Regions from separate parts of the Homo sapiens genome. Here region 2 is linked to region 1. A link is an interaction called in ENCODE POLR2A ChIA-PET data of the cell type or tissue named here. Cell type or tissue: endothelial cell of umbilical vein. All regions are shown on one strand.

Region 1 (4,000 bases):
CTAATATTTACTTCCTGAAAGCTTAATATAGTTGAAAACAAAAAATATAATGACCCAATCTCTTAATGTTTTCCTAATCATTTAACTTTGTAGGTTCTTTTAGGCACCAATCTTCAGTTCAAAAGAAACAATCTTCTGAAACTTGTTTGTTTTTTTTTTGTTTTTTGGTCTTTTCTAAAAGTGAAAGGGAATTATTTTTTATGTTAAAAGTTCTCTCTAGAAATGTTTTGAGTTAGCTTCCCAAACATCGATATACAGAAATGTGGCACTTAGCAATGGAGATACATTCTGAGAAATAGGTGATTTTGTCGTTGTGCAAACATTAGAGTGTACTTACACAAACGTAGATGGCATAGCCTACTATACACCTAGGCTACATGGTAGAGCCTATCGCTTCTAGGCTATAAACCTGTACAGAATGTTACTGTACTGAATACTTACTGTTGGAAACTGTCACACAATGGTACTGGTGTATCTAAAATAGAAAAAGCACAGTAAAAAAAACCAAACAGTATAAAAGATAAAAAATAGTACACCTGTATAGGGAGGGCACTTACCATTAATAGAGCTTGCAGGGGTGGAAGTTGCTCTGTGTGAGTCACTAAGTGAGTGGTGGGTGAATGTGAAGGCCTCAAACATTACTGTGCACTACTGTAGACTTTACAAACATGGCACATTTAAAGTAGGCCACACTAAATTCATTTAACAATTTTCTTTCTTCAGTAATTAACCTTAACTCACCGTAACTTAACTTTACAAACTTTCAAACTTTGACTCTTTTGTCAAAGTTTTTTGACACTTAGCTTAAATTTAAAACACAAACATCTTGTAAAACTGCACAAAAATATCTTTATATCCTTATTCTGTAAGTTTTTTCCTATTTTAAACTTTATTTTTCTACTTTTTAAACTTTGTTAAAAACTTAAGACACAAACACACACATTAGCCTAGGCCCACAGGGTCAGGATCATCAGTATCACTGTCTTCTATCACCACATCTTGTCTCACTGGAAGGTCTTCAGGAGAAATAGCATGAATGGAGCTGTCATCTCCTATGATAACAATGCTTTCTTCTGGAATACCTCCTGAAGGACCTGCCCAAGGCTCTATTAAACATTTTTTTAATAAGTAGGAATAGAACACTCTAATTATAAAAAGTAAATACACAAACCGGTGTCATTTATTGTCATTATCAGTATTACATACTGTACATAACTGAATGTGCTGTACTTTTATACAACTGGCAGTGTAGTAGGTTTGTTTACACCAGCATCTCCACAGACACGTGAGTAATGCACTAGGCTATGACATTAAAACGGCTAAAACATCATGAGGCAATAGATTTTCTGCTCCATTATAATTTTATGGGACCACTATTGTATATGTCATTATGCAGTACATAACTGTAATCTTCTGCAAAACCAGTCAAATCTAACCATGCCACAAAAATAACTACCACCATCTGTCTTAAAGAACGTGACTCCTATATGGATGGAGATTAACAAGGGCATAGATCGATTCTATAGAATATTTCATTTAATTGATTTTATTATAACTGGATTAGGTCTGAGCCCTGGGAAACAGACATCACCTTGTTATACAGAATCACACATTATAGTTTTAACTGAAGTTGTTTTTCATATAGGACAATCATAAATATGAGTATTACAAGAGCTGACTACATACTTTCAAGTTTATATTTCCTGACAAAGGATATGACCTTTTTCCATCCTGTAATTCAGAGAAAAAGAACCACTTGCCCTATATAAACTCTAAAAAGAAAACTGCATAAACCCAGGAACAGGGGGCAAGGAGTGCTCCCCTTTGACCTACTATTAGCAGGTCCAACAAATGATATATCACCACGTCTATGAAGAAATTTCTTTCTATAAAAGCACAAAATTTAAATCGGATTTGACTTTACATATTAGGGCTTTCATCTTGATGAGAAACTCATAACAGCAGCAGCTCAAACTGATTGTTAAAAGGAAAAAACACAGGGCAGATTAATAATGCAACTTGGATCTTCACTCTTCTCTTTCCAATTCAAATGCTGGAATATGACACTCTTTTTATAATATTCTGCCCATGAGGTTCTCTCCCTTCTTTTCTGCCTTCAGAGTCCTTTCCAAAAGGAAATTACTGCCTTGCATTCTACATTATTCCTAATTTCCAGGTGGAAAAATGAGACAAATTAAGTGACTTCTAAAAACACTAGGAACTGTATTTTTTAAAAACAAGACAATACTTCAGATTTTCTTGCTTTAATTCTTCTCTATATTACCACAGTAAAATATTTAACAAAGTCCAAGAGATTACTGATATGCAATAATGACCTATGACTTTACATTAATGGAGTGATGTATCAATAATAAACTGATCAGTTAAGTAACTGGAAAATGTTTGCATGTAAAGAATGATTCACTATCCTTTTTATCTTGTATTGAAATCGTCAAAACATTTAAAAACACAAAGTTGAAGTAATTTTAAATAATAATAACTGTGAAATACTGCAACATCTTGAAGTACTTTATAAATGACCAAAAACAGGTAAAATTTTGTTCAGTATAACTTCAGTGAAGAAGTTTTTTGACACAGAACTACATATATTTTTAAATTGGTAATCCACATAAGATATACACAAAACCTTCAAGTGACTACATTGTTCAATAAATAAAACTCTACATTGTTTTGTTTTTACAGCCTAGTGAGCTTATAACTCAGTAACACCCTTTTAAGAAATTCTAGTCTACAGAATGACATGTCCAAATTGTTTGGTCCTATTAATTTCTTTAGCAAAAACCTCCAATTCCTTTATATTTAATTCCTCCACATATCATCTTTGAAGGGCCTGACTAATAAATCACAAGTGTAACCCTCCAGTCTCCAGTCTGGGTTTTTCATGAGTTTCAGTTCAGTGTAAGCCAGCACACTGACCTCCCCATGAATTTTCCACAGTACCTACTTTATTTAACACTTTCCACAAAGTATCCTGTCCTTCTAGGCTTTTTGTAGAATGTGAAGTTAATAATGGCATGTGGTGTTCCTTAGCATGACCTGCCAAAAAGTGATGATCTCCTTGGAAGAAAAGCCATGGGCTGCAATCACACGTCTCAGTTGACAGACATCCAAATGGATTCTATATAGAAAGAAAAGATTTGTGTCTTCTGGAATATGAATGTTCACTTTTAATAAATTCAAACAGATCCCGACATAAACATCTTCAAACTTGATGGGTTTTACGTGACCCATCATTTCATAGATCCTTGGCACCAAATCTCTGGACATTATATAACCCAACCCACTGCAGTATGGAGGGAACACCTTGAAAGGATACTCCTGGTAAGAAATATGGGTTTTTTGGTAAAATCCTCTATAGGAATAATTATCAATTAGAGGATAACCTGTGAAAAACTTCTCTGAGTGGTTTAGGTTTAAAAGATACTTCACTAAATTGCCAGTATTGATGAAAACATCAGTGTCTGTCTTCATTACGTACTTGGCATTGGGGCAAAACTCAGTTACCCACCTGAATGCCATAATGGTTTTCAAGGTCAGGTTATTATATGTGTCTAAAAAATCTTGTCGGATTATGTCACCATAAAGAAGGTGTTCATCCTCTAAGGACAATGCCAACATTTTGTCTTCCTTTTCAGCCTCTTGGCCTAATAAGAAAAATGTAAGAACCTCATATCCCCACCAAGACTTTTTTTCACCCCAAGTAACTCTAATGGCCTGCCTGGCTTTCACATCTGAAGGGTGGGAGGTCACCAGAATGACCAGAAATGGATTTTGATGAGAGCAGTTTGAATGCTCTCGAAGTGTGAAGTGAAAGTCTTGTCTGTAAATCGGCTCATACTCATAGAAGTACATCCAGTTCACGCGTTCTATCACATTGTAGTGGGGAAGGCTGAGGTACCACATCACAAAGAAACTCAGGAGTGACAGCAGCAGGAGGCTCCATTTGAGGGATCTCAGTGACATCCTACTCGGAAGGACA
Region 2 (4,000 bases), 54 kb after region 1:
TTGAGGCCAGGAGTTTGAGACCAACCCGAGCAACATAATGAGACCCCTATTTCTACAAAAATTTTTTAAAAATTAATTGAGCATGGTGGCATATGCCGTCCAACTACTCAGGAGGCTGAGGTGGGAGGATCTCTTAAGCCCAGGACTTTGAGGGTTCAGTGTGCTATGATCATGCCACTGCATTTCAGCCTGGGTGACAAGAGCAGGATACTGTCTCTAAAAAATAAATAAATAAATGAAAAATAAAGTAACAAAGGAAGAAAGAAATTAAAACATATATTTAGGGCCTGTTATCTGTCATGTGATGCTATACCAGTATCAAGTTGGAGTTCAGTATCTTATTGCTACAAAGAGTTTGTCTTATTCATCTTATGATCTCTATTTTTGTGTTAATGCTGGTCAGTTGTGCCTAAGCTCCAAGGGGAGCCATGTACTACCCCCCATTCCCATCGTAGGCTGAAATAGTTTTTCAGCTTTCTCTGGGATCCCCTTGGCCAAGAGTGGATCCATTCAGTCAGCTGTCGGGCTTAGAATTTTATTTTCCATGTACAATTACAATATAGTACACACTCACATGCATGTGCATATGCACACATGCACAAAATATGTTGAGATAGTATGCTGATCTTTATGAACATGTAATAGCCCAGAAATGGGAGAAGCGCTTTTTAAAGAGATTTTTCAACCACAAATCTTCACTGAAAGAAGAGACTTCTGTCTATCTTGGATATATGTCTTTTGGGACACTCCTACCTCTAGAGACCAAAAACAATTGTTCCTGAGAGAAAGTGAAGTCACCCGAGTAAAGGTGCTTAGGTTGAGAAGCTAAGCCAAGTGCTTTATTTTGTAATGTAAATCCATGTCTGTCAGCAGCAAAGCCAAGTCCCTGCAGCTTTGTATCTTCCACAGGAGAAAGGATTATTTTCTATATTTGGATTTTTATTGTTTTGGGTTGGTTTTTTATTGCTGGAGATGTGTATATGTTCTTTATGTAGTAAATCACAGAGAATCAGGAGCAGAAGCCCTAAAGCTACTGTAGAGATAGGCATGCCTGATCATCCTATGGGGCTTTAAAAAAGTGACCTGGACTTAGTCCAGTTTAGCACAGCATGGGTTGTGGTTATGCCCACTAAGATTGGATAACTCACAATGTTGTTATTGATTTGGCGGCCGTTATTTGTAATTGTCCTGAGAGGTGGAGCTCAGGGTAACCATAACACTGAGGGTTAGGGTGGTGCATCTTTTAAAAGGAGACATAATTCCACAATCATCCACCTGAGTAGTAGTTATAAATTACTGGTGTGCAAAAATTGAGATGGAGGAAGAGCAGAAACCAGAGGGAAAGGAGACCCTTTTTCTTGTTTAGGTCCTTATTGAGAGTCTGGCAAGAACCTTGAGGCATGAAGATAGATGAGAGTCAAATAGGGAGGCAATCGAGGTTGGTCTCAAATACAGAACTGGGGGTGGTGCATCGGAGCGAAGTCATTTTTTTTTTTTTTTTTTTTTTTTTTGAGACAGAGTTTCGCTCTTGTTGTCCAGGCTGGAGTGCAATGGCGCGATCTCGGCCCCTGGCAACCTCCGCCTCCCGTGTTCAAGCGATTCTCCTGCCTCAGCCTTCCTGAGTAGCTGGGATTACACGCATGCACCACCACGCCCAGCTAATTTTGTATTTTTAGCAGAGGTGGAGTTTCTCCATGTTGGTCAGGCTGGTCTCGAACTCCCGACCTCAGATGATCCGCCTGCCTCGGCCTCCCAAAGTGCTGGGATTACAGGCATGAGCCACCGCACCCGGCCCTGAGCAAAGTCATTTTTAACAGCAATTGGAAGTAACTCATTGTGCTAAGCTTCCTGCCAGCCAGTCTCAGATATGCCTAGGAAATTAAGAAATGGGCCTGCCCGTGCTTGGGGAACAATGGTAAAGGGCAAAACACTGCCTCCCCCTGAGGCCAAAGGGGAGAAAGCAGGTATGTCCCCAGTTATCAAGGATACAAAAATAGTTTCCAAAGGGTAGAGGTCATCAGGCATAAATTCTCTATAAGTCGATTCATTAACAAAGTATGTAGTCAGTCCTCACTTGTCTCCTTATAATTGGTTCACATTATTACCTGTCAATAATTCTGAAATCCCAATGCTTTTGGAAAGTTATTTTTTTCATAAGTTTGCAACTATCTCATTTGGTGGCAAAACTTGACTAGAACTTACTTGATATTTTTTACACTTTTTTTTTTATTATACTTTAAGTTCTGGGGTACATGTGTACAACATGCAGGTTTGTTACATAGGTATACATGTGCCATGTTGGTTAGCTGCACCCATAAACTCATCATTTACATTAGGTATCTCTCCTAATGCTATCCCTCCCCCAGACCCCCACCCCCCAACAGGCCCTGGTGTGTGATGTTCCCCTCCCTGTGTCCATGTGTTCTCATTGTTGAACTCCCACTTGTGAGTGAGAACATGTGGTGTTTGGTTTTCTCTTCTTGTGTTACTTTGCTGAGAATAATGGTTTCCAGTTTCATCCATGTCCCTGCAAAGACATAAACTCATCCTTTTTTATGGCTGCATAGTATTCCATGGTGTATATGTTTTTTATACTCTTATGTCACTTGAATTCTGAATATTTATGTTTTGCTTCAGAAATATCAATGGGTTTGTTAATAAGGTTCTGCCTCAGAGTTCTCTTAGCATGCTACATGGCATGGGCCCCATAGAGCTAAAAAGTTAAAAAAAATCTGAAAACTTCTGAATCCCAAAAGCCTGTCTGGTCCCAAGGGATTTGGACCTGTATTAACCTTTATCCTAGCTGAAGGCCTGCCTAAGGCTCCTTAAGCAAGCCAGGGTCTGTTTTCTTTGATCCTTGGATATAAATGACCCACCCTCATGTTCTAAGATAGAGCTTGCAGACTGGTGTGTACTACTTGGTGGCATACCTTGTCTGGTCCACACTGGTTTAAAAATACATGAATGTGTTAAAAGTCAGGAGATTACATATAAAAGCATAAATTTCTAATGTCTCTTGGAAAATTGGAAAAGCTAGCAATATTGAATCTACATTCTGGCAGAACATATATTTGCTAGAACTGAGCAGCAGCTACTTTTTAAAGATAGGAACATGTCTATAAAATTGTCAGAGGCGTTTGAACCAGAGTGACTTCATCTTGAATAGGGACTGGGTAAAATGAGGCTGAGACCTGCTGGGCTGCTTTTCCAGGGCGTTCATTAGGCATTCTTAGTCACAGGATGTTTACAGTTAAGGGAACAGGTTAATAATGTTTACTGAACAGACCCAGGGCTAAACAGATCCAGGAAATAACAGGCCCAGGAAATGTCCTGATGTCCTGATATCTTAAGAACAAAAGCATTTATAGTTCTAAGAATAAGTTTTGCATTAAAGATAATAATACAGATTTTTACAGAAGACGGTAATTACACAAAGATTAACAATTCTTTGTCACAAGCCCTTGTAGTAGGGCATATTTCTCCCATGATTTTTTGCTTTATTATCTTATATATAAGCAAGCATTGTACCTAAGGTGGACGTGGTTCTTCCTCTCACTTTCAGGAATGCCCTCCTCTGTCTATGGAGTAGCCACACTTTTATTCCTTTACGTTCTTAATAAACTTGCTTTCACTTTACTCTGTGGACTCACCCTGAATTCTTTCTTGCAAGATCCAAGAACTCTCTCTTGGCGTCAGGATCAGGACTTTTCTCTTCCATGGTGAACTGCAAAGGGACCATACTGAAGAGATCCCCGACCCAAGGGAAATAGACTGCAGCACCAATTGGCTGATGTTGGGAAATTGGTGGGGTACATTTTATCTTGGGACAAAGTTGGGTTAAAGGTCCAACTTAGGAGGGTTAAAGCCCCTTGTAAGACAGAGAGGGTTAAAAGGCCCCTCTTGGTAAAGCACAAGGATGCTGGTCTGAACTTGGGTTAGAGGCCTAACTTAGGAAGATTAGAGTCCCTCCTAAGACATGAGGAGTTAGAAGTCCTCCTTG

The links. Peaks named below come from ENCODE experiments on the same cell type or tissue, not always from the same donor. Only the 100,000 strongest peaks of a DNase experiment are listed, where the experiment ranks them.
Region 2: POLR2A ChIA-PET joins it to region 1 with 7 read pairs; 3 of 35 experiments call an interaction of 5 or more read pairs at or near these places.

The regions. Positions count from the first base shown.
Region 1 is chr3:161,082,735-161,086,734 of GRCh38, forward strand. B3GALNT1 (beta-1,3-N-acetylgalactosaminyltransferase 1 (Globoside blood group)) reads right to left here. Exons shown (of 5, transcript NM_003781.4): 5 at 1,149-4,000. The coding sequence ends at 3,025. Among named protein-coding and RNA genes, the nearest start is that of B3GALNT1, 21 kb to the right of the region's middle. In endothelial cell of umbilical vein, no CTCF peak of the experiment used is centred here; a DNase peak (open chromatin) is centred at 1,767; H3K27ac peaks cover 426 bases.
Region 2 is chr3:161,136,653-161,140,652 of GRCh38, forward strand. No RefSeq gene overlaps it. Among named protein-coding and RNA genes, the nearest start is that of B3GALNT1, 33 kb to the left of the region's middle. In endothelial cell of umbilical vein, no CTCF peak of the experiment used is centred here; a DNase peak (open chromatin) is centred at 1,919.